Linked DNA regions of Homo sapiens: region 2 is linked to region 1. Evidence: chromatin loops called from intact Hi-C (ENCODE). Cell type or tissue: heart left ventricle. All regions are shown on one strand. Links, peaks and the distances in the headings refer to the core of each region. The heading gives the core; the rest is flanking DNA.

What was found. Hi-C counts contacts between places; a loop is a spot of excess contacts. Peaks named below come from ENCODE experiments on the same cell type or tissue, not always from the same donor. Only the 100,000 strongest peaks of a DNase experiment are listed, where the experiment ranks them.
Region 2: it touches region 1 in a loop (7-fold over the local background); 1 of 110 quality-filtered maps calls a loop at or near these places.

Annotation. Positions count from the first base shown.
Region 1 is chr4:64,387,857-64,403,567 of GRCh38, forward strand. All of the region lies in intron 1 of TECRL (trans-2,3-enoyl-CoA reductase like), which reads right to left. It also overlaps the pseudogene RNU6-191P. Among named protein-coding and RNA genes, the nearest start is that of TECRL, 14 kb to the right of the region's middle. In heart left ventricle, for the core only: no CTCF peak of the experiment used is centred there; no DNase peak of the experiment used is centred there; H3K4me3 peaks cover 509 bases; H3K27ac peaks cover 1,102 bases.
Region 2 is chr4:64,320,393-64,336,103 of GRCh38, forward strand. It overlaps TECRL (trans-2,3-enoyl-CoA reductase like), which reads right to left. Exons shown (of 12, transcript NM_001010874.5): 3 at 8,120-8,164; 4 at 2,297-2,400. Among named protein-coding and RNA genes, the nearest start is that of TECRL, 81 kb to the right of the region's middle. In heart left ventricle, for the core only: no CTCF peak of the experiment used is centred there; no DNase peak of the experiment used is centred there.

The DNA of each region.
Region 1 (15,711 bases), core at 4,799-8,798:
CAAGTATGATAAATTTTAAGAGTTCTTTGTATATTTTATAAATATATATTACATACATATATGTCTTTTATCAGATAAGACTTTTGCAAATATTTTTTCCAGTTTGTTTCTTGTCTTTTTATTTTCTTGGCACCAGTTTGGTACTTATTTTCATATAGTAGAAATTTTAATTTTAATGAATTCCATCTTATTAATTTTTTTTCAAAAGATCTTTGCCAAATCCAAGGTCATGAAGATTTTGTTGTTATACCATAAGAGTTCTATAGTTTTGTTTATAGTTTTAGTGTAGTTTATAGTTTTACATTTAGGTCTGATATTTATTTTGAGTTAATTTGTGTGAAATGTGTAAGATGAGTCTAAATCCTTTTTTTTTTTTTTGCATGTGGATGTCTAGTTGCTCCAGCACTATTTGATGAAAAGACTATATTTTCTACATTATGTTGCCTTTGTTCCTTTGTCAAAGATCAGTTGACTGTATTTAGATAACTTTATTTGTGGGTTTTCAATTCTGTATCATTGATACATTTGTTTTTTCTTTCACTAATATCACATTTTCTTGCTTGCTATAGCTATAGAGGAATCCTTGAAGTAAGGTGACGTCAGTTCTTCAACCTGGTTCTTATTTGTCAATATTGTTTTAGCTAGGCTGGATCTTTTGCCTCTTCATATATACTTTAGAAACAGTTTGCTAATATGCACAAAATAACTTGCTGGGATTTTAGTAGGGATTGCATTACATCTGTACATCTATTTGGAAGGAATTGACATCTTGAAAATACTGAATCTTCCTATCCACTAACATAAAGTATCTCTCCATATATTTAGTTCTTTAGTTTCTTTCACATCCAGAGTATTTTAGTTTTCCTCATGCTGGTTATGTAAATGTTTTGTTAGATTTATACCTAAGTATTTTAATTTTTATTAGTAATGAAAATTACATAAATACAAATAAATAAATATAAATAATGTGAATATGCATAAATAACAATTACACATGATTGTTTTATATATAATTTTGAATTGCTCTTATTCATTAGTAGGATATACAATATAGTAACATGACTGACTTTCATATATTAACCTTGTATCCTGAAACCTTGCTGCAAATCCATCATAATTCCAGGGGTTCTTTCTGTTTTCTTTTACTGTTTGTTTCCTTGGGTTTTTCCAGACCAATTATTTCAGATATTCTACATAGACAAACATGCCATCTTCAAAGACTTTTAATTTTTCCTTGCCTATCTGTAAACTCTTTATTTCCTTTTTTTCACATTAGCTAGAACTTCCAGTAAGATGCCACACAGCAGTGGTGAGACTAAACATCCTTTCCTTCTTTCTGATCTTGCTGGGAAAGTTTTGAGTTTTTCACCATTAAAAATGACGTGACCTGTAGGTCTTTCGGAGATATTATTGATGAAGTTGAGGAAGTTCCCCCTCTATTCCTACTTTATTGAGACTTTTATTATGGAGGAGTGTTGGATTTTGTCAAATGATTTCTCTGTATCTGCTGATAAAATTGTGTGATTTTCTTTACTTTATCCTGGTGATGTGATGAACCACATTAATTGCTTTTTAAATGTTGGACTAGGCTTGCACAAGTAGGATAAATCCCACGTGGTTGCAAAGGATACTTCTTTTTATACAGTGTTAAATTCATATGCTAATATGTTGTTGAGAATTGTTACATCTATATTTTTGAGGGATTTTGGTTTGTGATTTACTTTTTTTATAAGCCCTCTGTTTTTGGTGTCAGGGTAATGTTGGCATCATAGAGTGAGTTAGGAAATATTGTACAAAATGATTGTAGAGAATGGGTGTGATTTCTTCCTTAAATATGTAGTAGAATTCACCAATTAATCCATCTGGTCCTGGTACTACTGTTTTGATAGATTATTAATTATTGATTCAATTTTTAAACAAATATATGCCTATTCAAAAATGAAAGATAATTTAAATTGTTCTTGGAAACTGAAAATTGGTGACAAATTAGGTTATTTTAGCAAATATTTGTTCTATCCCTCCTCTTTATTAGAAAGGGAGGGCTGGTGGACATTGGACTTAGCTTTTTGGTTTGCTTCAGCCAATGGAATATGAACAGAAGAAGTATGTCCATGTTAAGCCTTGCTTTACAAAGCATTATAAATGTTCATATACCTGGGAGCTACTGACTTCTACCTGATGAGTGTATGTTCTCAAAGCTGCTGGTTCTTACTGTTTTAGTTTTGTCCCGGTATTTGCCTGTTACAGGTCTCACTTATCTGGCTTAGAAGCCAGGCAGCTACAATTATTCCAACTGAACAAACACATTAATAAACTTTGCATAAAAAATTGAGGCTCCTTACATAATTAAAGTGAATGAACTTTAGCACATGAATTTTGGAGTAAGTATTTTTGATGCAAAGAGACTTTGTTTAACCTCACAAGGTTATAAATGTTCAAATCGCTGTGTTCCCTCTCTGGGCATTTCTCTCAGAGGGAATGTTTTATATCTTCAACATGTCAAAGTGGAGCATGATCATGTAACTTGATTGGCCTGTGAAATGTAACAGGAAGTTACAAGTTTAGCATATAAGCAGAAGTTTTAAGAGCCATTATGAGTCCACCACATTTCTGTTCATTCTACTTGGAAACTGACAATAATAAAGACAAAAGCTGTTTAATTTAATCTGCTCCATAATGAATAGGTCTTTGAGGAAAGCTACAGTTCATCCACATTGAGCATGTCATATAAGTGAGCATTAGACTTTTGTTATTGTACATTATTGATTATTTGGAGTCATTGCTTACTTTAAACTGAGCAGTCCTCTTATTAATTATATTGTCCAAGTAGTGTGGTTTTATTTTAAGATAACTAGAATAAATCTACTGACGTAAAGAAACCTCACATCCTATATCCCTGAGAGATAACAGATTTAAAATTGATTTCAAAAATTTAGAGCACTTCAAATTTTGAAGTGATGGTCATATACTTATTTTTCCTACTTAAAGATTTATGTTACAGTTTTTAAAATATGACAAATATGAAATGAGTTTCAAGCAAAAATAATTAGGGAGGAAAATCAATTTTAGAAAGTTCATATCACTAATGAATTGTTTGACATCAAACCACAGAGATAGAGGCTACAATTATTTCTGCATCATTGGCTCACTGTCCTCATAAATGCTACCACGTATTGCCAGCCACTAAAAATGATTGCATTACTTTTTAAATTTAACTATGTGGATTGCATGCTCTTGGAAGAATTTGTCCTCAACGTATAAACAAATTCAGAGTATCTGACATTAGAGAGAACAATGAAAATTTTATCATTACATATGTCTGAAATTCTAAAAAAAGTTTGATGATTATATGAACCATGACGGTTCAACACATAATTGAATTGCTTTGGTGATCCTATGTAAAAATAGCTTATGTTTTGTCAAGGAAGTTGATCTCACTCATTCCCATTACTTTGAATGCCATATATTTTCATATTCTCAAATGTATATTACCAGCACCAACTTGTTTTCACAGCTGCAGACTTACACATACAACTGGATGTTTAACCAGTCTGCATGATTGTCTCAGAGTAATTTCAAAGTTAAATGACCAGAACTGAGTCCTATATGTATTAGGCAAAAAACTGTGTCTACCCCATTAATAACATCAACACTCAAACAGTTTTTAAGCCAGAATCTTTACGTCAACTGTGATAATTCAACTTAATTATCTAAGAAATCTCATCATTCTTTTGATACAACTTTATATATTTAAGATAAGCTCATTTCTGCTGTCTCTATTCTCAATATTATTGACTAGAGATCCTAGTATATAGTAGGTACATTCATTGAAGACATTAACAGAGACTGGATAGATTAACTCATATAGCCAGTTTATTGAATGCTCTTATGTGAACAATAAAACACTTTATAAATATGCCTCCCATTTTTAAATGAACTATATGACATTGATATACAAGCAATAATTTAAGAAGAAATATGTTACAATGATATAGAAAGCTGCTGTCACACTGTCTTTGTTACAGGTTCTTCTAATGATTGAAGGATCTTTAAAAATAAACTGACAAAATCAAGAAAGCTGTCTTTAATTCAAATTTAATTGAATGCACCTGCTAGAATAGTCTAGGTTGTGTTGCAAAACCCAGTGGTTTAAAACAGTCCATGCTTATTTTCTACACATACTGCATATATATCACAGATTAACTGGTGTATCTGCCCTGCATTCTCCTCACTTTAGAATCTATACTGACAAAGCAGAAGTCATCTGCAACATTGACTGTTTCTAAGGCAAAAGCTAAAAGAAAAGGTAATTAAATTAGGTTAGGTTCTTCCAGCTTCGGTCTGGTGATAAATGTATGCATTCCACCCATATTTCATCAGCACAAAACATGTTACTTCAGGGAGGTAGGTGAATTAAATCCTACCATGTTCCCGTATGAGAACCAGTTAAAAACCATAATAAAAATAGTAATATTTATTTGCGTCTACACTTCTGATCACCAACTATTTAGTCCAATCTCCTTTACATTTTCGAGATACACACAGCATATCCTCAAGAAATGCAAAACCCCTTCTAATCATGACATCGAGCTCAAACTCCAGACTCTCTGAATGATATAAGATATGCCTATTTAACCTAGCAACCTATGAACTAAAAGACATTATCTGCTTTCCTAGAGCCCATTACCTATCCCCAAGCATTTGGGGAGAAAACAATAATTTTAAGGCTTATAAAGTATTTTTTTTAGTCGAGGCTGATAGATATTTTGAATTTAAGACTTAAACTCTGCTTTTATATTTATTGTCTGTCAGCTTCACAAGCTTTCATATAAACTCTTCTCTCCTGAAATGTATTGCTGTAAGCATCAAATTTTTATTGGCTACCACAGGTGGTATTAACAACTTTTTTCTAGATCAGCAATTTCATCAGGCCTATGCTGTACTTTATAAGTTACTATACACAACACTTTACAAATTACCACAGCATGACCTGGATTTTCATCTTTCCAGCTTCTGATGTTTTTCTCACTACTCACAAATGAACAATTAAGCCATCTCTACATCATGTAAATATGTCTTCCAGCACCACCTCATTCCTAGCATCAAGTTATATACTAGTCACTCTACTATCCTGCTTAGTACATAACTTGGTGCTAGGAATGAGGTGGTGCTGTAGTATCATTTGTGCTTGACTAACAAACCCCGAAGTCCCAGAATCTGGAAATAATAGTGATTGGTTGATGATGCTACATTTCTACCAATAGTTCAGTCTGTTTCCGTTACCAAAATCTGTGATATAATTGATAGTAAACCTATTACCTAGAAGGCTTTTGGCATTTAAAGTAGAGGGGGGAAAATATTCTGAATTCTCCCTGACTGAAATCTTTGGCAAAAAAGGACATGCATCACTTAGTTTTACATTTTCTTATTTGCAAAACACATCATGTGATCATACCTAACTCCAAAGGGATAGAGGTGATTCCAAATCCAAATGTGATTTTGACTGCAAAGGGGGGGAACATGAATTTCTTCCATGTGTATGGAAAGATAAATAATGCTCCTGCCTTATCCATCAGAATCTTGCAATCACAGAGATGTTCGAATGGAAAAGTTACTTTCAAAATTAATTGTATAATAATTTTACAAATTCCTCCTTGTAAGAGGAGTTGTTTTGATTATACTGCCTTCCTAAGGACATTAAAATTGAAAACAATATGAGGATATTTTAGTTTCTTAAAATATATTTTATCAGACTTAGAGTTCATAGCTTTCCCATTTCTGCTTCTATATTGAGTAGTTTTACTATCTTACAGAAAATAAATATTAATATAATGAATCTAATATATTTATTGTTAATACATCATATATGATTGTATTTAGAAATTATAGACTCAAGGAAGAATTGTTAAAATTAAAAAAATTATTATCTGGAGTGTTCAAGAAGGTCAGAGTCCCAGTTACGATTACAATATTTTCTCTGAGTCTTACATAAGAATCCATCATGCATATTATTTTTATTTCTGAAGAGCTAGCTAGCTAGATAAAAATAAAATGTTACATACATATTTTAAGCATTGTGTATATGTCTAAATATATGTATATATATAATGCTGTTGGAAATTCAGACTTTTTTGGAGTAAGAAAATTTGATAAGTAATGTAATTTAGTTTTTCCTTCTTCAAACAAAATATGTTCTCTCCATCTTTAACCAAGACATTCATTTCTTGGGCAAAATAAGATAAATAAAAATGGTCAGCTCATCTGATGTTAAAAATATACTATCAACTATTTTCTTATGTGAATTATAACGTCACTTTCATTACCAACATGACCTGCTATGTATAGTGACTGTAAAATCATCATTGCAGATAATAATAAAAATTTCCTCTCCACTGCAGTATGGCAGGTAGCGTAGCCTATGCTCCTTATGGTATAGAAGAGACAACTATCAAACATAATAGCACCATTTTCCTCATTGTTGTGTAGCTAGATTTTTAAACATTAATTTTATTAGTGTCTTTTGAAAGTTGAAAGCTTAATCTTCGATAATTGTAGTGGACATGCGCCTCCAGAATGTATTCATTCCACAGACTTTAATGTAGAAAAGGCAGCCAAAGGTACTAGTCCTAGAATTTTATCTTTATTAAAAATTTAATTCACACACAATTCCCGTGGCATAAGATATATATTTTACATACATTTTACAAATGAAAATACTGTGACCCAAAGTGGATATTAACAAGGTTATTTAACAAGGTCACACAGTTAAGAAGCTAAAGATAGGTCTTGAACACAGAGTGTTTCCATACTTGTCCTTAACCACTATACTACACTACGTGGTGGAGGAGAGTAAAATGGAAATAGGAAGAGAAAAATTTATTGGGCATTTACTGTGCAGCAGGTACTACTTTACTACGTATACAGATAAACATTTGATCATCAAAAATAACCTTGTGAAGTAGGAAACACTGAGCTCTTTAAAAGATAAAAAAATTGAGATCATGAAATATAAATATTTTCCTAATGTTACAAGTCAAAAAATTAACAAGCATTTTTTTTTTTTTTTTTTTTTTTGAGACAGAGTCTCACTCTGTTACCCAGACTGGTGTGCAGTGGCACAATCTCAGCTCACCACAACCTTTGTCTCCGGGGTTCAAATGATTCTTCTGCCTCAACCTCCTGAGTAGCTGGTATTACAGGCACCTCGTCCACACCTGGCTAATTTTTGTATTTTTAGTAGAAACAGATTGGCCAGGCTGGTCTATGTTGGCCAGGCTGGTCTCAAACTCCTGGCCTCAGGTGATCCTCCTGTCTCAGCCCCCCAAATTGCTGGGATTACAGACGTAAGCCACCGCTCCCAGCCAAACGTGAATTTTTTTAAGCCCTGTAAATTATGTATTTTACCCAAATTATATTTTAATACTTAATCAATTGCATACATTTACCATTAACCTAAGTTATAAAAGTTACTTAACATTGTCATAAATAACTGCTCATTTATTAAATGCTAATTTTATGAGGAAAGAAAGTTGTCACTAGATCATTAGATAAGTTTGAGCACAAAACTTTAGTGAAAAGGAACAACTAACACGATCACAATGTGTTATATTTAAGTACACACTAAGATCACAGAACCAAGTTAGCTAATGATTTGACAGATTCATTGTCAGACTACCAAAATGTATTGATATCATGTAATCTGGACTTGACTTCTAAAATAAGCATCAAACAAAACCATAAAAAGGGCAAACTGAGATTATTTCCCCAAAATACAAATACATTATATAAGAAAAATCTTTATCATTTTTTTCTATTTAATTTTTATTGTAGGTTGAGAGGGTACATGTGCAGGTTTGTTACGGGGGTAAACTGCATGACACAGGAGTTTGGTTATTTTAGCTTAGTATGAAACAACCCAGGTAATAAACATAGTAGCCAATAGTGAGTTTCTTATTCTTACTCTCCTTCTACCCTCCACCCTCAAGTAGGCCCCAGTGTCTATTGTTCCCTTTTATGTGTCCATATGTAATCAATGTTTAGATCCTATTTATAAGTAAGAACATGCAGTATTTGGTTTTCTGTTCCTCAGTTAATTCACTTAGGATAATGGCCTCCAGCTTCTTCCATGTTGCTACAAAGGACATGAGTCTGTTTTTTTATGGCTGTGTAGTATTCCATGGTATACATGTATCATGTTGACTATATCCAGTCTATCACTGATGGGCATTTAGGTTGATTCCATGTCTTTGCTATTGTGAATACTGCTGTGATGAATATACATGTGCATGTATTTGTCTTTCTAGTAGAACAATTTATATTCCTGTGGAAATATGAATGGAATTTCTGGGCTGAATGGTAGTTCTGCTTTAAATTCTTTGAGAAATCTCCAACTGCTTTCCTCAATGATTGAATGAATGTACATTTCCACCAGGAGTACATAAGTATTCCCTTTTCTCTAGAACCTTGCCAGCATTTGCTAATTTTTGACTTTAATAGTAACCATTCTGACTATTAATGTGTGATGGTTTCTCATTGTGGATTTGATTAGCATTTCTCTAATGATTAGTAATGTTGAGTATTTTTTTCATATTCTTGTTGGTTATATGTATCTTTTCATGTCCTTTGTCCATTTTTAAATGTGGTTGTTTGTTTTTTTGCATGTTCAATTGTTTAAGTTCCTTATAGATCTTGGATATTAGACTTTGTCAGATGCATAGTTTACAAACACTTTCTTCCTTCCTTAGGTTGTCTGTTTACTCTGTTGGTAGTTTCTTTTGCCGTAAGGGACCTCTTTAATTTCCATAGGTCCCAGTTGTCATTTTTTTATTATGTTGTAATTGCTTTGGGAGTCTTCATCATAAAATCTTTACCAGTTCCTAGTTCCATGATTGTATTTCATAATTTTTTTTCCAGGGCTTTTACAGTTTTAGGTTTCACATTTGAGTCTTTACTCCATTGTGAGTTGATTTTTGTATATGGCGACAGGAAGGTGTCCAGTTTCAGTCTTCTGCATATGGTTAGCCAGTTATTCCAGCACTATTAAGTGAATAGGAAGCCCTTTCCCCATTGCTTGTTTTTGTTGACTGTGTTGAAGATCATCACACTATCTGATTTCAAACTGTACTACAAGGCTACAATAACCAAAACAGCTTACAAAACCAGACACATAAACTAATGGAACATGAGAGAGAACCCAGAAATAAAGCCACACAGCTTTATCTATTTTGTTTGAACTCTTATATTATAAAACAACAAAAAAAAATTTATCTTGAACTTTTTTGCTAATTAGTGTGTCATGCACATTTTCAGGTTTCTATGTAGGGAGATTGCCTTCATTCATTATATACCCAAACAGTAAAATCTAGGTTAAACTAAATTTAACTAAAATAAGTGAGAATGGAATGTCATATTTATTTTCTCTGTAATACCACACTCTAAATTTTATTACCACTGGATATATAAGTTTGCCTAACCTATGTGGCTGTAAGTACCTTTGAAAGGAACTACAGTACATTTATTAAGTTTTGATACATACATGGTCCTAAGATGAATGTTTAGATCCTCCTAAAACTAATATGTTGAAATTTTAACACCCAGATGATGGTATTGGGAGGTGGCGCCTTTGTGAGGTTATTAGGGATTAGCACCCTTACAAAAGAGGCCTGAGAAAACTCCCAGACTACTTCAGCCATGTGAATACACAAGCAGAAGATGGCCATAAACTATGAACCAGGAAGCTGGCCCTGATTAGGTACTGAATCTGCTGGTGCCTTAATTCTGGATGTCTCAGCCTCTTGAACTATGAGAAATATTTTTTCTTTTTTTACCAACCAGAAGAAAAATACAGAACACTTCACGGATTTGTATGTCATTGCTATATAGCAGCCATGCTAATCTCTTTATTGTTCCAATGTGCTGCTGAATCTAGCACAGATTTCTGTTGTTTATAAGCCACTTGGTATTTTATATTTTTGTTACAGTAGCTCAAACTGACTTAAACACAGGGTTGATATTCAGTAAAAATTAAGTTAGGAAAGAAATATGTGTGTGTGTGTGTGTGTGTATTTCTGATAGTTTCAAGTGTGTCCTAAAAAATGTGCCCAATGACTTATATTTAATTTGAACTGTTTTATGCTTATTCCCCAAACACTGTTTATAAACACATATATTAAAAAGTAATTATCTTTAAAAATTTTATTACAATGTGTATATTTCATTAAACATTATTTTATAGTAGTTTGATACATTTAATGGATGTGAGAATTTTCATGTTATTATTAAATTTGTAAATTTGAATTTGTATCTATGTCCTAATTTATTCAAGGCTCTGTGCCATAGCCATTTCCTAGGGAAAATTTTCTTATGGAAGGTTGTATTTCTCAGGTGCGTCTAATGAGAAAACTCATATCATTAAATAATATAGTTTGGATGTTGTCCCTGCTCAAATCTCATGTGAAATGGAATCTCCAATACTGGAGATGTAGCCTGGTGGGAGGGAAATGAATCATGGGGTCAGATTTCTCGTGAATGATTTAATATCATTCTCTTGGTACTGTCCTCAAAAAAGTGAGTGAGTTCTCACAAGATCTGGTTGTTTAAAGGTGTGTCACATCTCTTCTCTCTGTCTCTTTGTTCTTATTTTCACCATATGATACACCTGCTCCCTCTTCACCTTCTGTCTAATTGTAAGATTCCTGAGGCCTCCCCATAAGCAGGTGCCATGCCACTATACTTCCTGTACGGCCCACAGAACTATGGGACAATTAAACCTCTTTCCTTTATAAATTACCCAGTCTCAGGTATTTTTTATAGCAATGTGAGAACAGCCTAATGCAGGGTGAAGTATTGCACACCTGAGAATCTGGAAGCAGCTTTGGAATTCACTAACAGGTAGAGGTTGGAAGAGTTTCGAGAGTTCAGAAGAAGAAAGGAAGATGAGGGAAAGTTTGAAACTTAAAGACTGATTAAATGATTGGGACCAAAATTCTGATAATGATACGGACAGTGAATTCTAGGCTGAAGATGTCTCAGAAGAAAATGAGAAACTTACTGGGAACTGGATAAAAGGTCACTTTGCTATACCACAGCAGAGAGCATGGGTGCATTGTGCCCATGCCCTAGGGATCCGTGGAACTTTAAACTTGAGAATGATGCAAGCGTGTGTAGCCTGCCTTATTTTGTTGTTGTTGTTCTTGTTTTATTTTGTTGTTTTAGGCTTGAAGCAGCCTGTAGACATGGTTTTAGTTTCTGTCTTCAGTGATAAGCATAAAAGAGAGATAAAGAAGAGGCTTTACTGGCCCAACCAGACAAACAGAAACTCAGAACCCACGAGTGTATTCTCTCCCTGGGACACCTCTGGTTGTGGAATAAATTTCTAAGCAGCAAAGTGTTCAAGATGCACACTGGCTACTTCTCATAGCCTAATTTCAGATGCAGTAGCAGAAGAATAACTTGAAGTTGGAACTTATATTTAAAAGAGAAGCAGAGCATAAATGTTTGCAAAAAAAATGTAGCCTGGCCACACGGCATAGAAAAAAAAAGAGTTTTTTGAGAAGTAATTCGAGCAGGCTACTGAGCAACCACTTGCTAGAGAAATTTGTGTAACTAAGAAGAAGGCAAGTGCTGATAGCCAAGACAATGAGAAAAAGGCCTGGAAGGCATCTCAAATATCTAAGAGGCAGCCCCTCCCACCAGAAGCCCTGAGGCCTGGGAGAACAGAATGGTTTCCTGGGCCAGGTTTTGAGCCCTGCTGCCTTGCCTAGACCCAGGACACTGCTTTTGCCTCCTGGCTGCTGGAGCTTCAACCCTGGTGCAAAGGGACTTATGTACAGCTTGGGATGCTGCTTCAGGGAGTGTAAGTGGTTTTAAGCCTGCAGGTGCACAAAGTGCCAAAGTTGAGGCTTGGGAACCATTGCCTAGATTTCAGCGGATATATGAAAAAGCCTGGGTGTCCAAGCAAAAGCCTGATGGAGGGGTGGAACCATCATGGAGAACCTCTACTAGGGCAGTGGGAAGCCATCATGGAGAACCACTACTAGGGCCGTGCAGAGTGTGAAGTTGGAGTCTCCACGCAGAGTCCTCACTGGGGCACTGCCTCATGATGTTGTGAGAAAAGGGCCACTGTCCTCCAGATCCCAAGAATGATATATCCACCAGCTTATGTTTGCCTGGAAAAGTTGCTGGCACTCAATGCCAACCTACCAGCCTGTTAGAGCAGCCATAGGGACTGAACCCTGCAAAGTCACAGGAGTGGAGCTATCCAAGACCTTGGGAGCTCACTTTATCAAACCAGTGTGTCTTGGATGTGAGACATGATATCAAAGGAGATTATTCTGGAGCTTTAAGATTTAATTATTGTTCTACTAGGTTTTGGACTTGCATGGACCCTGTAGCCACTTTCTTTTAGTGGGTTTCTCCTTTTTGGAATGGGAGTGTTTACTCAATGCTTGTACCTCCATTGTATCTTGCATGTAACTAACTTGTTTTTGATTTTACAGGCTCATAGGTGGAAAAGACTTGCTTTGTCTCAGAGAGACTTCAGACTTTGGACTTTTGAGGTAACACTAAAATGAGTTAAGACTTTGGGGGATTATTGGGAAGGCATGATGGTATTTTGAAATGTGACAAGGGCATGAGATTTTGGAGGGACCAAGGGCAGAAAAAATATAGTTTGGGAATTTGTCCCTGCCCAAATCTCATGTATAAATGGAATCCCCAGTGTTGCAGGTGGGGCCTGGTGGGAAGTGATTGGATCATGGGGGAAGATTTCTCATGAATGGTTTAGTACCATTCTCTTGGCACTGTCCTCTTCATAGTGAGTGAGTTCTTGCAGGATCTGATTGTTTAAAAGTGTGTGCCATCTCCCCTCTCTTCCTCTTTTCTCCTGCTTTGGTCATGGGAAGTGCCTGCTCCCCGTTAGCATTCTGCAACAATTGGAAACTTCCTGAGGCCTCCCCAGAAGCAGATGCCACTAGGCTTCCTGTACAGCCTGCAGAACTGTGAGCCAATTAAACATCTTTTCTATATAAATTACCCAGTCTCAGATATTTCTTCATAGCAATGTGAGAATGGCCCAATGCAACAAATATAAGGGAAAACATAATAAGTTTGCCCAGTGTCACAACCTGGATAAGTGTGTGAGGTGGCTGAGTGTCTTAAAGCCTAAGCAGATCCCAATACTATCTTGCCTCCCAAATGTGGCAGTCTTGAACAAGCTCACACAAGATTTCTTCTCCGTTTTATAGAACTGTCTTCAGGGTTTCTACTACACATTTTATCTTCCACGTAGTTGACAGATTTAATTTCTGAAAGGCAGATCTGAAAAAAAATGATTACCCTGTTCAAAGAAAAATAGTCCAAATGCCCTAGCAAGGCAATCAGGCCCTCTCTGATCAGCCCCAGCTATACCATTTTAATCTCAGTTTGCTCTGTTTTGAAGTATCACACCATGTACTTAATTACACCAACCCAGGAAGCTTGGCTTATTACTTTCCTGCCTCTTTTTTTCTTGGATATGCTAAACTTTCTTCCTGGGTTGCTCTTTCGACCTCAACCAGGCTAATGTTCTATACTATATACTTTTCAAGATCCTTTCAAGTGCCATCTTCAGCTAAACAATTCTTTGACTCTCATACTCATAACTAAATTTCTTTTACATAAAAGAATTATTTCCCTAGACTTCTCAGTATAATTTGTGTTAAACTTGTGTATGCTATTTATTATATTGTAATTTGTTTTAAATGTGTTATCTGTCTTTCCAATTAAATTCATGCATTTTAAGGTTAGCAAATACATTTCATTATAAGCTTCGTGTAATCTAAACTATTTGAATAACAAAGCAGGCATAGCTCTCTCAAATGTGTACGTCTCTCTTGACATAGTCACCACTTCACTGCTAGTTTCCGTAGACAGAAATGTTATTTAAGCTTTATGTATGTTTTTAAACTAGTGTTTCCAGTATTAATTGTATTCATTCAATCTTGATTTAATAGGAAATAGGTTTTCTCTTATTTGCACAATATGCTCCCCTTAATTTCATTCCTTTAATGGTTAGCATTTCTTTGTTTACCTCATCTTCTCAGATTTACCATTTTAAGTAGAAAATTTCCAAAGAAAACACAATTTATTCACTTTTCATTGGTCTAAAAAATTTAGATCATTTTTGCTATTTTTTTATATGTACAAAACAAACATTTCAGAGTTACTTTTCCCTTGCCTACCAAGGGAAATACAAACTTTAGAATCAAATTCAAGAAAAGCCTGGATATGACCTATTCTTTTTTCTGAACCCAAGATAGTTTTATTGTAAAATAACATTTAGATGGCTTTCAAATGTTTGAATCATGGCAGTGTTAAAAATATTTCCATGTCATCTAATTTGGTGCTTCTCAAACTATGTAGAGTAAAGTAATTTTTTTTAAACTTCTATTTTGTCATGGACTGATACATTTGTAAAATACAATGAAAATAAACTATTAGAAAAAAATACTAATATATCAATTATAAGCCTCACTATTTTATGATTAAAATAGTAGGTTGGGCAAGCATAAAATATCTCTTTTAAACGTCTATGATAGCTTACAAATGCCCACTCCTAACTATTGGATTATATACAGTAATAATAGATATTTGAATCATTACTGGGATGAGGAGTACATCTGCTTATAGGAGACCCTAAGTGGCACATAAAGGAGTTGTCATCTCTTTTGGACAATACGGAATGAATATGAACTATACAGATTGTGACGGAACACACTTCAAGCAAGGGAATCAAATTTTCCTGAAACTCAAGAAATAAAAATTACAAAATGTGTATTGAGCCTGATAAGTAGTATAGAATGTTGACACATGTAGTAATAGAGAAGAGCTAGAAAGTAATCTCAAGAATGTGAATTGGGGTACATAAGAGATGTATAAAGTTGAAAAATGAAGGGTAAGTCTGTAAAAAGATCTGCTACCTACAAAAGCAATGCCTTCCAGTGAACTCACGTGTCTTATCTCCCAATCTCCCATTGTTTATAATCCCCCATCCCAGATTAGAGTTCTCCCTAAATCACTCTGCCTAAAGTAGTCTAGTTAAACTCAATGAATATCACACCATTTAATATAAGGGATACTTATTGCATTTCTCTGTGCTTCTTAGCCATATTTGACACCACTAATCTTGTCCTTTTTACTTAAATTATCTTGGTGAGGTTTCTGTGATAAACATTCCCCGTGTTCCTATCTCTCTGGTACATTCTCCTTGTTTTCCCTTATCATCTTCTCTTTATTTAAAACACATGCTGAAGTTTCTCAGGCCTCTGTAACTGGTTCTTTTCTCTTCCTACTCATTACATTGTTCTTTACAAATGTATCTTCTCTAATCCAACAGCTACAAAGATCACCTATACATTTTAAATTTCCAAATCAACATATTTAACCATGACCACTCCCCTGAGTTCTTCACAGCCAAAGGTCTAATGGTTAACTATACATGGATATCACACAGGAATCTCCAACTTAAAATGAAAAAAAAAAGGATGATTTCTAACTGCCTGTCTACTTGTCTGCACTCAAAATAAGAAAGCAAGCTAGCAAGCAAGCAAGCAAACAAACAATATTCTTCCCTCCCTGAGCGCACACACACACACACACACACACACACATAGACTTAGTAAATTATTTTAGCCTCAGGCATATCTCCCTGTTATATTCTTCTTATAAACTATC
Region 2 (15,711 bases), core at 4,844-8,843, 67 kb before region 1:
GTTGATCTGAAATGGGTGTAATTGCAATGTAATGTGTATATTTTTAGCATTTAATAGAACTGACTCATTTGGAGCAAAAAGATGTGTGATCCATGGGGTTGATGTAGAAATATCCAGCCTATTTGCAGAGTTCTCTTTGTCACATAGATGATTTTCCTCTCAAACAAGCTATAATTTTCTAGTACAATTGTCAAATAATTCCACTATAGTGTGTTTTCTTCTCAGTGCTTATCCAAGTGATGAAGCTGAAATTTCTAATGATTTAATGGTTTAATGCTGCTCACCCTGACACAATTTCTGTAAACAGAGTTCCCTTTTCGTTGTAAATGTGGACAAAGACCCTGTGAATATTTTAACCTTTGAAGACCAAACACTCTTTTCTAAAATCTCTTTAAGCAAAGGTCTGTAGACATCACATTTAAGTACAGTATTAAAACTTTATTTGCAAATGCATGCATCGTCTATAGGTTGTTTTCTAAACATTAAAATGTGCTTCACAAGAATTCATAAGGTTCTAAACTCAATCTTTAGTGGTACAAGTTAGTACTCAAAAGCTCAATATACTTTGGAAAATAAATCAACTATTTTTTTTCATTTGATATTCATTTATTTGTTTGTTCAAAAAATATTTATTGAGCTCCTTACTGTACTGCAAACACGACCATAGAACATTGGCAGCTTCTTTTCTCACCTTTGTGGGCATATATACTACTAATTTCTTAAAGTTTTTCACACAGAAAATATTTTCTTAATGAAAACATAAAATAGAACTCATTAATTACATGGGAAATATATCTTAAAAAGAAAGACTGTTAGAAAATATTCACAGATGTAGCAATATTTTAATTAATAAATTTAAAATTAAATTTGTGTTAGATTAAAATTAACAAATATTAATGTATAAATTATCATACATTTGTAAAACTTACAAAAATTGGTTGTTTAATTGTAAAGAAACAGCTCAAATCACTATGAATGGTAATGTTGATTGATTGTTAATTGTGGCAAAAAGAAAAGTCATTTTGAATAGAAAAATATTAAAAGTAATCACAAATATGGAGTGGAATGTAAATGCAAAGAAAAACTTTCATAGTTTAAATAATACAAATAACAGAAGTTTAATGTAATTGAAAGAAAAGGAGCTCATTATTCTTTGTATATCAAAACTGTTTATTAATTTTTCACTGCCTCTGTTACTAAATATCATATTAACATTTCCTCTTGCTGTTGAAGCTATTCCATTGATTTATTCTATTACCCATGAGTGTTTCAATACTGTGCACTAGTACCAAGTATTTTCACTGCCTCTTAACCCTCTATGTCTTTTCAATGTCGTCCTCATTCATCTAATGCCATTTTCAAATACCATGATTTTAACACCTGCTATTTTCCTCCAAAAAGAGCCAAAATAATATTTTCACAGGCTGAAGGAAGTTTACTTTTTCATGGTCAGTTGCCAAAAGTTTGTTTCTCTGCCTGAGAACCTCCTTTTTAACTGGATATTCTATACTCTTCTCTCCAGTGTCAAAAGAATCTGTGATGTTCCTAGATTACTAGAAGGAAAAGGTAAAGAGATACCATGTAAATAACAAAGCATAGGTGGAGCAGATGAAACCAGCCCAATAGTCCCATAGACAGTTATTTTTGGATAAATGTAGAAATTGACCCCTATTACTGTTAAAGTTTGAAACTTGTATCTGTTCTACCTAAGCTCATTCCTCAGGAGAGAACCTTCAGCTCTCTCAAAAGAGTATCAAAGAACTGAAATTCATCAGATCACCCCACCAGATGCCTCCTTGTCCCTCCCTAGTACATGTTTTCTTACACATTGTTACATTTCTTCCCTGCTATATAAACCCCTAGTTTTAGTCAGTCAGGCAGATGGATGTGAGACTGAGCTCCCATCTCCTCAGGGGCAGCTTCCAACTGAAGCCTTCTTCCTTGGCAATACTTGTCATCACCATCATTGGCTTTCTGTGCAGTGAGCAGCAGGACCTAGACCGAACCTCTGGTATTTTGGTAACAAAGTTGAAGCTCCCAGTAATAGAGTGGGTTGACTTTAAAAAAAAAAAAAAAAAAAAAAGGAACTTATCTTCCTTTTTCAAAACTGTGGTTTTTCTATTGCTCCAATACTTGAGTAGAACTTTGGCCACTCGTCATAGTAAGAATAGAAAATTAAAAATACCTTTCACTACATTTTGTTTCGCTATGAGTTTATTTGATAGAATTAATCTGTCAATAAATTATTTAGAGCAAAATATGAGAAATGTATATTACATTTCAAATTAACACTTACTGTGGTCCAACTGACTTGTTGACCTAGGTCTGTAGCATACAGTGTGACAATGGAGGAAGCTGCAATACTTTGAATGGTAATGTAGTCCTTCAAAAAAGGCCCGCCTAAAATAAAAATAACAAGAAAATTTTATTTTAATACAATTTCTTAGCATAACGATAAAGAATTTCTTAGTGTAAAATCAGTAAAAGCTAAAGATTAATTTAATATGGAAATTACAATGTACAAGAAATCTTCAAAGTAAAACAAAATGTGAACAATGCCATTTTATAACATATATCTAGCAACTCTTCAAATGCACAGTGGTTTCCCAATACCATCTACCCAAAATTTAGACTACCATTAGTTACTATCCTATTATTTCTGAGAACATGTTATATTAGGACCTAAACAAATAACATACAGGAATTTTTTTAAAGTGTAATTTTAGGACAGGTGTGAAGGCTCACATCTGTAATCTCAAAACTTTGTCGAGCTGAGGTGAGCAGATCGCTTGAGCCCAGGAGTTCCATCTTGGTGACATGACAAAACCCTGTCTCTACAAAAAAACAGAAAAAAATTAGCCAGGCATGGTGCTGTGTGCCTGTAGTCCCAGCAATTCAGGAGGCTGAGGTGGGAGGATTGCTTGAGCCAGGGAGGTCAAGGCTACAGTGAACTGTGATCGCTTCACTGTACTCCAGTCTGGGCGACAAAGAGACCCTGCCTCAAAATGAAAACAAAACAAAACAACAAAAAGTGTAATTTTGAGTGTTAGTAGAACTACACCTCAACTACTTTCTAAATGATTTTATAAGAGCATAAATTAGTGGTGGATAGATGAATGGTCCCTCCAAAGCACCGGGAGAATGGTGTAATTTATCTTTTTAAAATATATTCTGGATGCTGTGTGAAAAATAGAAAGAAGGGAAGCAAGGTGATTATTTAGGAGACATTTAAAATTAATCCAGCTGGAGCTGATGTTTGTTGAGATTAAGGTGGTACTGGTGAGAATGTTAAAATGTATCAGTTGTAAATATATTTGGAACATAGCCTAGATTCAACTTCTTGATCAGCTGATTGAAAGGAGAAGATTCAGTGAGGTAAAGACAGTTAGATTTTTGGCCCGAGTACTTAAATGCATTGTAATGTCATTAACTGACATGAAGAAGACTACAGAAAAAGCAAGATCTGAGGGTAAAATTAAGAGTCCTTAAGGTATTTTAAGTGTGTGGTATCTCTTAGACATTCAAGAAAGAACTGACAAATAGGCAGCAGGGTAGAAGTGTGTGTAGATATTTGAAAGTCATTAACATTTAAAACCGTGGGGCTTCATGAGATTGTTTGTGTATTCAGCATGGAAAGAAAGGAATGAAAACACACTAAGGTTTCCAGTATTACAGACTTTAGACATAGTAAGACAAAGATATAACAAAGGTTACTTAAAGGAGCTACTCATAAGATAGAGGTAAAATAAACATAATTGACTCCATTCTTAAAAATAACCATCAGACAAGTCTGGAATGTGTATATGGGAAGATATGTAAAAAAATATCTTTTTAAGCACTATTTATAATAAAATATTTGAAAAACACTTAAATGTTATTTAATAAGGTAAGAGATAAATATTTTGTTTTATTTAAAGAAATGTATACCAAGCAGGAAGAAAAATGAGTAGACTAGAGCTCAAATACCAAAATGGATTAATCTCTCAAATATAATCCTATTATTGTTGTTATTATTATTGTTATACTTAACATATGTTATTTGTGATTTATATTATCTACATCATTAAAAGGCATCATTCCAGTCTCTATTTTTGAAATAAATAAAAAAAGTTAATTTGCATCTACCATTAGATGATCTTTCAGAATCCAAGATATCTGCTTATATTTATAATTAAAGGTCTTTTAAAAGGAAACAAAAAATATACAATTATTGTATATTACATTTGAAGGCAGAAATTTGATAAATCCACTTTTAACAGCCAGATAATTTAGGTGGTCATGTTAATGTATATGGTTCTCTGGGTACTTTATTGAAAACAATTTCATAGTTATATTTTAGAAATTTCATGTAAATTGATTACTATTTGTAAAATACATACATATATATACATATATAATTACATATAATTTGGTATTGCTTTGAAAATGTGAATGTAGTCCTGTGTTTACCTAAGAACACATGTGTGGTAGGCAGATTTCTTAGATAATCCTCAGGATTTCTGCTACCTGTATAATCCCTGAGGTTCTGCATATGATATAGGCTATTACTCTGTTGATTAAATTATATTGCATGGCTTTAAAAAATGAGATTATCTAGGTAGTCCTGATTTATTGCATGAGTTTTTATAATGTGTGTGCAGAAATCAGAGACAGAGGAATTCAGAGATCCAGTGCATTGGGAAGATTCACTGTGCTATTGCTGGCTTGAAGATGGAGAAGGTCAACGTCAAGGATACAGGTGGCCTTTGAGAAAAGACAGCCACCTCTAGGAAGTGACAGCCAGCAAGAACACAGGAACTTCTTCCATGCAACTGCAAAGACCAAACAAACAGACAAACAAACATAAAATGCAAAAGGGTGCTCTCACCATTATTCCATCTGCGATGAGCACCCTTTCTGCAGAAAGTAATAATTGCCTTGCTGAGAGAATTAAATTTATGTTTGAGTGCTATTTCTTTGGAGCACCAGGGAACAAGCATTTCCAACACAAACTCTTCCAATAACACAAAAGAAGATGGAAGTGGCTTTTTGTCAAGAGTCTTCACATGAGAATTCAGTTCAGTCAACACTCTGATTCCAGTCTTATACAATCCTAATCAGAGAATCAAGCCATAATATGGCTTCAATCTAATAAATGATAGTTTTTTTATACTGCTAAATTTGTGTAAATTTGTTACATAGCAATACAAAACTTTCACAATATGGATCAAGGTGAAGGCTTTGATATCAAAATTGTCAGTAGTATTAAGACAATTATGTATAAGAACAAGAAAATGTTAAAAAGGACAAAAAATTCAGCTGGCTTTGTATCACTTGAAAGTGTGCTGAAAATATGTTTCCAATATACATCTATTAGCACCCTTAGAAAAGGGGTTAGTTTCTACCCTTCTATCATGCTTGCCAACTTCAAAGAACAGATCATTGGCATTCTATTTTTAAAATGTGGTCCCATGAATATGAGATTTTGAAAAAATGACTTGATAAAATCTAGATGTATCAATAATCATAGCGTTCAGACTCAAGAAAAAGGGACCATTGTCCTTGGCTTTCCATGATTATGTCCCTTATCAAAGGGAGAGGAATATATAGGGCCAAGAGGACAGGAAATACCTAACTAGATCCCATGACATATCTTTCTAGATCATGCTTCAGCCACTTAAGGGCCCTGAATTTCCTGACCAAATTAACACAAGCACAACCTGGTCTTTGGATATTCCCTCCCAAGTATGGGCCTGGAACTGGGGTACACAACAAACCTAGTGGTTTGTCAAGACTATTGTATAAAGGATGTGGATGGAGCTTTGATGTATTGCTTGGAAACAGTGATGGAAAAAAATCTATTTTTTCTATGTAGAAATCCAATCATTTTAAACATTAGAAATTTTCCCAGTCCTTCCAGGACATTATAAAGCATATTAATAAAGGTAGGAATATACAAAATATTTTACTTACCAGATTATATGACAGATTTATTGTAAAAATTGCTGAAATTCTTCCCCATATGCACACCATATACAGTATGACCTTGTAGTTCTTCTCAGTGATAGCTGTTCTCATATTCCCACCCCTTGAATATGGGCTAACTAGTGACTTGCAGGACAAGTGATCATTTGCTATTTCCAAACCTGGGCTTCAACAATTCTTTAGTACCTCTGCTCATTTTTATACCTCTACTCCCAGCTTGTGAGTAGTCCAAACTATTTTGCTGAGGGGTGAGAGACCACATTGAACAAAGGGAATTTCATGAAAGTTGTGGTTATTGTAGACCAATCATTCCCTAACAGCCCAGCAGCTCACTGCAGCTGCATGCATGAACCTATCCAAGTTCAGCTAAATATAGCACAGCTCAGCAGAGACACAGAGCTAAAGAACTGGTTAAAATTTTACCCATGAAAATCAATGCTTCTATTTTATTTGTGTTTTAAAGGTTTCTTTTGTGTGAGGAAACTATAGAAGTCTCTAATATTCATATAAGATCAATGATTCTAGTACGTATATTTTGGGAGCAAATGTATAAATATTAAGACCCTGCTTTGTTTTGGTATTGCCTTTTTTTCTTCTTAATATTAATAGTTATGACTAAGATTGATGGAGCAACTAGCCTGTGCCAATCATCATATGCATTATAAACATATAAACACTAACACTTTAAAAATGATTTAAGTGGTTTTTTTAGTTCTGCCATATAAAAGAAGACCATGTAGGCAAGTAAGTATGAGAGGGTCAATCAAATGTAGAAATCTGAATCAATCCAAATGAGCTTTGGATTTTGATTTCTTTGCACCATATCTCACTAAATCAGTTGACTTTTTTTTCAAATACATCATTACAGTTCTTTTTAAGGACACTGCGACAACTATATTTTACTCATCTCACACCCCATCCTGGTACACTCAACTAGGTAAATAAATTTGGGAGAAAAGGAATATGTCATATTCACCAGAACACTGAACTAACAGAAATTTATCAGTCTCTTAATAGTGTCCTTCAAATGGAAGTTACATTTGACAATGTTGTCTGTGACACTCTTTGAGGCTTCTTTGTGTAAGAGTCAATTTCATTTCATATATGTCAACATCCATGTATTGAAAGGCACTTATGTGCTGACATGTGCTAGGCCCTATGAAGGCAAAAGTAGATGAGACAATAATTTGTCTTTCTTAAACTCTAGGTAGGTGGGAATTTGTCTTGAACATTTGAGCAAAAATAAATTTGAGAGAATCAGAAAAGTGTGGCTCCTAGAAATCTTGCATATTTCTTTGTTTTGAACATACAGTTCTCAGAGAACGATTAAATGTTTAAGACAGCAATGAAAACACTCGTAACAGTTTCGAGAGACTCAAAGAAATAATCATTTGTCTTTAAGTGCATGTAATACCTAAGAGAGGGCAACCTAAATATTAGGAAAAGCAATAGAAAAAAAATTCAACTCATTATTTATGAAAAATTGGGAGATTGAAATTCCTTAAGAGGTACCTCCTATAGATTTACTATTAAAGGCTTTTTCATTCTATCCTGAAAAAAAGTACATGCTACCCACAGCTTTCATTAAAATTTTAAACTCCAAATTTAAAATAAAGTTGATGTAGTGTCAGCAACAGTAATTATTGGTAGGAGCCATTTTTAAGTGCATTTATTGATAAATTTCTTGAGATCATAGGGTTTAAAAATCTGAGAAATTTGAGGTTTAATAGTGGGCATAATGCTTCTTCTCCAAATTCATTAGTTTTGTTCCTTATGTCACTTATTCTGCTTTATAACAGCAAAAAGAAAAAGAAAAAATTGAAAAAGCTAAGCATTAACCTTAAGAATATATTATGGAGCAGTAGAATGAGAAGGTGACCAGTTAAAGCTTCACAGACGACCAGTTAAAGCTTCACAAACAAAAATATTTTAGTTTCAGAATCTGCTTCTAAAACTCACAGACAGTGAATATGTAAAAAATACCTATTTGAGACTAAATTATTCATTTATAAAAGTGGAGCTCTAGTTTGTTGGGCGAATCAATTAAATAATACTAATATTTGTATATTTGCAAAGTGATAAGTGAATGTCAGCTTTTGAAAATAGAAAAGGGATTATAAATTAAATAAACACATCAGTGAAAAATGCTTCTTACCACATTCTAGCTGCAGACCAACTCGAGAAGGGTACCACTTTGGACCTATTCAATGAAAAATAACATTTAATTGTCAGAAAAAGTGTAACTATAGCTTATAAAACTAACTGTTTCCATGGGAAGACCATTTAGATCTAGGAAGTAAATAAAATGGGTTATCTAGTGTCAGAAATAGAAATAGTGGTTACCTTTTGTAGGGTACTGACCAGCAATGACGGATAGTGACTGAGAGAAAGCATGAGGAAAGCTTTAAAAGTGGTAAGTTTCTGCTTTTTGATTTTGGGACTTGTTATATAGGTGTGTTCAGGTTTTGGACATGCATCAGGTAGTATGAGCTATGACTTGTGCACTTCAGTCTATGTAAGTTTTTCATCAATAAAAAGCTTGAAAATATTTTATTTAAAATTGGGAACTTTAATCTCATTTCAAATTCATCTAATATTTGCACCTGAAATTGGGTTATTTTCTCTATCAAGAGTAAATACTAAGATGTCTATCAGAATTATATGTATCATTGACTTTTAATATTATGAGTTTATTGGTCATAGCAGAAGCATCACTTGAAATTTTCTTTTTGTACTACCGTTAGGAATAAAGAGAGCACTAAATAATTCTGTCGCTATAGAAAAATCAAATCATCTTTATTATACACTGCCATAATGAAGAGTTGATTCACAATTATCAGAATATAACTTTATCTTAAAATAAATTCTATACTATCGTTTTAAAGTCTCCATTAAAAGTTTACTTCTTAACTTTGAGATTAAACTTTAAACAAATTTACCACACGTATAATAAATTTTTAAAAGAGTATTTTTAAAGGAATTTTCCACAATTATCTTCTTTTTTTTCAATACATTCATGGGAGAAAGCAGAGATGACTCAGGACTAGAAAGGGATGAGAGTGCTTCATGGAAATGAGAAACCATGGACAGAGCCTCTATTAATAGGTAATATATTACTAGTTGAAAGAAAAGAGGAAGTTCGGATGAAAAATATATGTGGGTAATTTTAAGAATATATTGTATGTTTTACCTTCTAAAGTCTATTATGTGTGGGTATTGTAAATGCATACACTGACGTAAATTTAACTATCTAGAAAATATGTTATTTTCCTAAAACTAGTAAATCAAAACATAAAACATAGCTGAGAGATGCTACTTAGAGATAATTAGCTCCGTGACTTTCTATAGCCAAGTAATTTTATTTGGTTAAAAATTATATTGCTTTGATTACAACTTTTCAATGCATTTACAATAATAATAAATAAATACCCCAAATATAGCCGTGATATTAAAAGTCAAATTAATATACTCAATTATTAGTACTTTTTAAATAATAAATATTTGTAAGATTGAATATAGTACAATAAATGTTGAAAGGCCACAGAATGATACATAAAACTCTTATTCTATTTTATAAGGGAAAACTGAGGGTTCTACTTTACTATTTTATTGTACTATTTACTGTACTATTTACTGTACAGTAAAATAGTACTATTTTACTGTACTATTGAGGAAAGAGAAAAAGGAGAAACTAAAAATGAAGAAAAAATCAGAGAAACATCTATCATGGCTTAAAGTAACCAAAATATGTTTATATGCTACCTAAAATAATAAAGTCATAATGTGCTGCTTAGCAACACCTGATTATGCATTGAATGCAACAATGTTAGAAGAACCGTGAAGTGTCTGGTAGTCTTAACAAATTTACAGAAATAAAACCTGCCAATTTATTTTCTGAAATATGAACACTAAAATGAATTGAATGTTGACTCTTGTAATTCTAAGACCTTACAAAACTCCTGTTTGGAACTGAACATTAGCGACCTCTTAAGGATACTTAATGATTGACAGGATATATATGGTCATTGCACATGTGGAAATTTAACTCAATATTGATCAAAAGTTCAAATGTTGATAGCCCATAGGGTGGTGTTAACATTATAATAGGAGTAAAATATATCTCAAGTAAAAAAGATGTTAATTAATGTTAAACTTTAATTAATCAGCTGAGCGTGGTGGTTCACACCTGTAATCACAACACTTTGGGAGGCCAAGACAGGAAGAATACTTGACCCTTGGAGTTCAAGACTAGCCTGGGCAATATAATGAGACTGTCTCTACCACAAATAAAAGTTTAATTAATCACAAAACTTTATCCCATAGAAAGAAATAACAAAGGTGAATATCACTGAATTCATATTAGACTATAGCTGATCCTCCCCCCAAATAAAGTGATTAATGGGAGAAAACATTCTAGTTGTCAAGAAAAACAGAATTATATTTGTTATTAACTAAATTTGAAGCATGCAGTCAATACAATAAGAATGGCAGTTCTATTCTAAACAAATACCACATCCTAAAGATGAACATATTTTATTTCTGGCAATATAGACACGCATATAACTATTATTCTTAGATAAAATATAACTTTTATGCATAGAGATCACAAGACAAAAAAGGAAAACCCAATTATAGGAAATAATCAAGAACCTGAGAAATAATTCAGTAAGTTTTGGGGTTTACACAATTTCTTTGGTTTTCTTGCACATTGGGAATCTATATAAAGCCCTAGGCCAGTACTAGTGTTGGTATTGATTCCTATGCACAGATACACATATTTAATTAAAAGAGAGAACTAGAAAGAAATTCACCTCCAGTACAGGTAAAATATGTCAATCTCTGCCTGTTCAAAGATAGAAAATATATATCCCCTGAGAATTTGTAAACAGCCACTGGTGCCATATTAGGTTTTGATGCTTAAGTATATATTATAATATTACTGTCAGGTTTTTGGAACACTCTCATTGAAACTTTAGTTGTGTTCCACTAATGGTGATCTCAAGCTGTAATACTTCTGGGACATCTGGCCCTAGAAAAAATAACCCACTGGAGGACTATGCATTCAGTTTAGGTAACATAGCTTAAAACCCTCAAGTAGGTAAACTTACAATTTAAGTTTTAAAAATCATATAAAAACTAATCCACCATCAGACAGTGTCCAGGGACATGATAAATAATAAGATTAACTCAAGAGAACATCACAAATATGGAATCTCATAGAAAGTCACCTAAATCACTTAAAGATGATTGGAAGATTTAAAATAAAGAATCAAAAATATTAGAAAAACATGGTAGTGCAAAAACCTACAGGATTTTTTGAGAAAAGATCAAATAAAATTTATTGAAATAAAACCTTTTGTACCTTATGATTAAAATGTAATGGAATGATAGTGTAGTCATGCAGAACAAACAGAAGAATTAGTCAATGAAAGGATGAGCCTGAAGAACCTACTCAGAAAGCAGAAAGATAAAGGGATTCAGAAAATATGAAAGATAGATTAAAAGAAATAGGGACCAAAATTAAATGATATAACATGTTCACAGGCATCCACAATAATAAGCAAAAAAAGTCCATTAATTGCAATGACAAACTACATATTCCATCTCATCCATCCCTCCTGCTGAGAACAACTGAAAAAGTATGAGAAAATATTTTATCAAAATCTCCACAGAGTGGTTAAGAAAAATAAAAAGAATTAGGGAACCAAGATCTGGGAGACAGGAGAAGCTCAGAAAGCTGAGTCTAGCAACTACCCTTAGCCACATTCCCCTAAGGGTATCTGTTTATATTGGAAGAAGAAGCTAAGAGGCGAGGAAGCTGAGCAGGGCTTTTCACACACCTATGAGCCTAATGGGACAAAAATCAAACTTTATGCACAAAGAGAAGCCCTGGTAAAAGTCCGCAATTTCAGTAGTTACCCTTAAATAAGGATGAATCAGAAATCAATCAATTCTTAAAGGAAACTAAGCTCAATTTTGAGTCATCTCCATCCCTGTTTGAATTAAAGTGATCTGTAACCTCCAAAGTCCAGCCTTACTGCTGGCAGAGGCAAATATAAATCTTCTCTGGAAGGAGATCGCTTCTTTATTCAGACCCTATAATTATCTCTAAATTTTTTCATATATAATACCAGGCCTCAATAAAATAGAACGAAGAATGCTAGAAGACAAGACATGATGAAAAACCAGGGGGAAATTAAAAAGGTATTATAGAGATTCACCAACAATTCAGATAAAGTTTTCATACACAATTAAGAATAACTATGATTGATATAAACATAAAATACAAGACAGAATTATTTGGAAATCTAGAAACTACGGAAAGAAACACAGACATTTTGGAACTGCAAAGTATAGTAAGTGGGTTTATGAGATATCATTTAATGGTAGAGAGAAAAATAGTGAACTGGAAGTTGGAAGAAAATATCCCAACTAAAGCAAAGAGAGATAAATATGTGGAACGGGAAAGGTGTAGGATATATACATGATGAGCAATGAAAAAGTACATCATTCTAATATATGTGAAACTGAAGTGTGAGAATAAAAAAGTTAAAGAAAAGTGAAAAAGCTATATATTGAATGATATGATGGCTGAGAGTTTTCCAATACTGGCAAAATATATCAAGATAAATATTAAAGAATTACTGTAAATAACTATATAGATATATAAAATAAAATGTACACATACACATATATTGATATATAATTAAAGACATATGATGACAAGATCTATATACTGAATATATATGTAATGAAAACCAGATGTAAGTATATAATTGCTAAACCATTTGAAACAATAATAGAAAAATATTTTTAAAAAACAGATTAAAAAACAAAAAATGTCATAAATATTACCAACAAATTAATGGCAATTAAATTAATAGAAGAGTTCTAAAGAGCAATATAAGATATTGGCCAAATAGCTTTTAAATGAAACACTATTGAAAGAAAATGTAAAATAAGGACAAGTTTAATTTGACTAACAAGTCTTACTGTCAATAGAACACGTCTTTCCGTCATTAGATTAACATCTAAAGGACCAATTTGAGAAAAAGAAGTTGATTTCAAGAGAAAGCGATGAGATGATGAAATAAATAAAACAATATTGAGCAAAATTCTGGCATGCATATGGATAATTCTATACAAAAAAGCAGAATATCTTATAATTTGATTATATACAATGTGATTATAATACTACTAATAATGTATGTGCATATGCAAAAAATATATACAACCATAATGTACAAAATGGGAAGTATTCTTTGACTTTAAACCATCCTGCAAATTTAGGAAGAATGCACAAAACAAAATTAAGGAATAGGAAGTATTAGTTGGGGAATGGAATGCTAAATAGGAAGTGTCATGGCATGAGAGAATGTCCTGGCCGGGCGCGGTGGCTCACGCCTGTAATCCCAGCACTTTGGGAGGCCGAGGCGGGTGGATCATGAGGTCAGGAGATCGAGACCATCCTGGCTAACAAGGTGAAACCCCGTCTCTACTAAAAATACAAAAAAAAAATTAGCCGGGCGCGGTGGCGGGCGCCTGTAGTCCCAGCTACTCGGGAGGCTGAGGCAGGAGAATGGCGTGAACCCGGGAGGCGGAGCTTGCAGTGAGCCGAGATTGCGCCACTGCAGTCCGCAGTCCGGCCTGGGCGACAGAGCGAGACTCCGTCTCAAAAAAAAAAAAAAAAAAAGAAAAAGAGAGAATGTCCTGTGTAAATTGCATTGTCACTTTGAATATGTTATTTTATTAGAATTGTTATACTCCTTCTAAACAGTGGAAGCCTACAGACCTAAGAAAAGGGGCAGGCACATGAATTCTTGTCTTTCTTCTTAAGTAATAAACATCAAATATTACCCAAAATTCTTCCTTGATGTGCTAAAGATATTGGCTGCTGATTTAATATTGTTAAATTAGCTGGGTTTATTTTGTTAAAAAAGATTCATTTAGTACAATACTTCACTGGGATTAAATAGACCATTTTATTCTCTGTAAACCATTTCTTTGCAGTCTTGTAAATGCTACCTACATAATTAAGTGATCAAGCCAGAATGAAACCAAGGATGCCAGTGAGACATTTAATGGTTTAGTATGAGATGTATGATAGTGTTTATCTATCTGAAAAATGAGAAAACTATTTCCGCTCTCATTCTCAACAACTAAAAGTGTTTAACACTGAAACCAGCACCAATCAATGTCTATAATTTTGCTGACCTTGAAAAACAATGCAACTGCTAAAGAGTTTACTTTTACAAAGATAGAGTGCACTAACACAATATAATCAGCAACTGCAGAAAAAAGTTTCTATAGGAAAACAAAGACATGCTTCTGGAAATGGAAAATTTTAAAGCTGCACAAAATCTCTGAATTATACAATAAAAAATAGGATGAAGGAAGGATGCATAAAGCAACAAGCTGGTTGCCTGTGATACGAAGCACAAAGCAAGAATTAAGTGGGGCAGGAAGACAGATTGCAACCAAACTATTTATTTATGCTCACTGGTTAAAATTTGTAACCAGTGTGCTCACTGAATTACCCAACATCATCTAAGGAAGAAGCAAGATTGGTCATCATAACTATGTCCCCATTTACATTAGATACTATCCGCTGTGCAAGTCTCCCAGAGGACCCTTTAACTCAGTGACAGTCCTCCCAATTTTACTTTGCAGAAACAGTAATCAGACCTGATTGTCCACCTCTTCATACCTTCTCAGATTTTCCAACATACTTTAAGGCAGGGGTCTCCAACCCCTGGGCCACAGACCAGTCCTGGTCCCTGGCCTATTAGGAACCTGGCTGCACAGCACATGGTGAGTGGTGGGCATGTGAGCAAAGCCTCATCGGTGTTTACAGCCATTCCCCATTACTCACATTACCGTCTGAGCTCTGGCTCCTTGTCAGATAAGTGGCAGCATTAGATTCTCATAGCAGCACCTACCCTATTGTGGACTGTGCATGTGAGGAATCTAGGTTGCATGCTCCTTATGAGAATCTAATGCCTAATGGTCACTATCTCCTATCACCCCAAGAGGACACTGTCTAGTTTTAGGAAAACAAGTTCAGGGCTGCCACTGATTCTACATTTTGGTGAGCTACATAATTATTACATTATATATTACAATGTCATAATGATAGAAGTAAAGTGCAAAATAAATGTAATGTGCTTGAATCACCGTGAAACCACTCCCTACATCCCCTGTGTGTGGAGAAATTGCCTTCCATGAAACTGGTCTCTGGTGCCAAAAAGGTTGGGGACTGCTGCTTTAGGGCACTCATGATCTGTCTTCTAAATCATCAAATTCCACTCCAAAGAGTCCTTCATTGTCCTGCTATGATATAAAACTTTTCTTCCTCTTCTTCAACTAGTATTTATATTTCATAATAAATTTACATGATTGTATGTCAGAAAGAGTATTAGGAGTCCTTTTTCTTATTAAATGCTGCTTCAAAAATATTTGTTTTCTTGATTTGCATATGTTGAACCAGCCTTGCATCCCAGGGATGAAACCCACTTGATCATGGTGGATAAGCCTTTTGATGTGCTGCTGGATTCGGTTTGCCAGTATTTTATTGAGAATTTTTGCATCGATGTTCATCATGGATATTGGTCTTTTTTTTTGGTTGTTGTGTCTCTGCCAGCCTTTGGTATCAGGATGACGCTGGCCTCATAAAATGAGTTAGGGAGGATTCTCTCTTTTTCTATTGATTGGAATAGTTTCGGAAGGAATGGTACCAGCTCCTCTTTG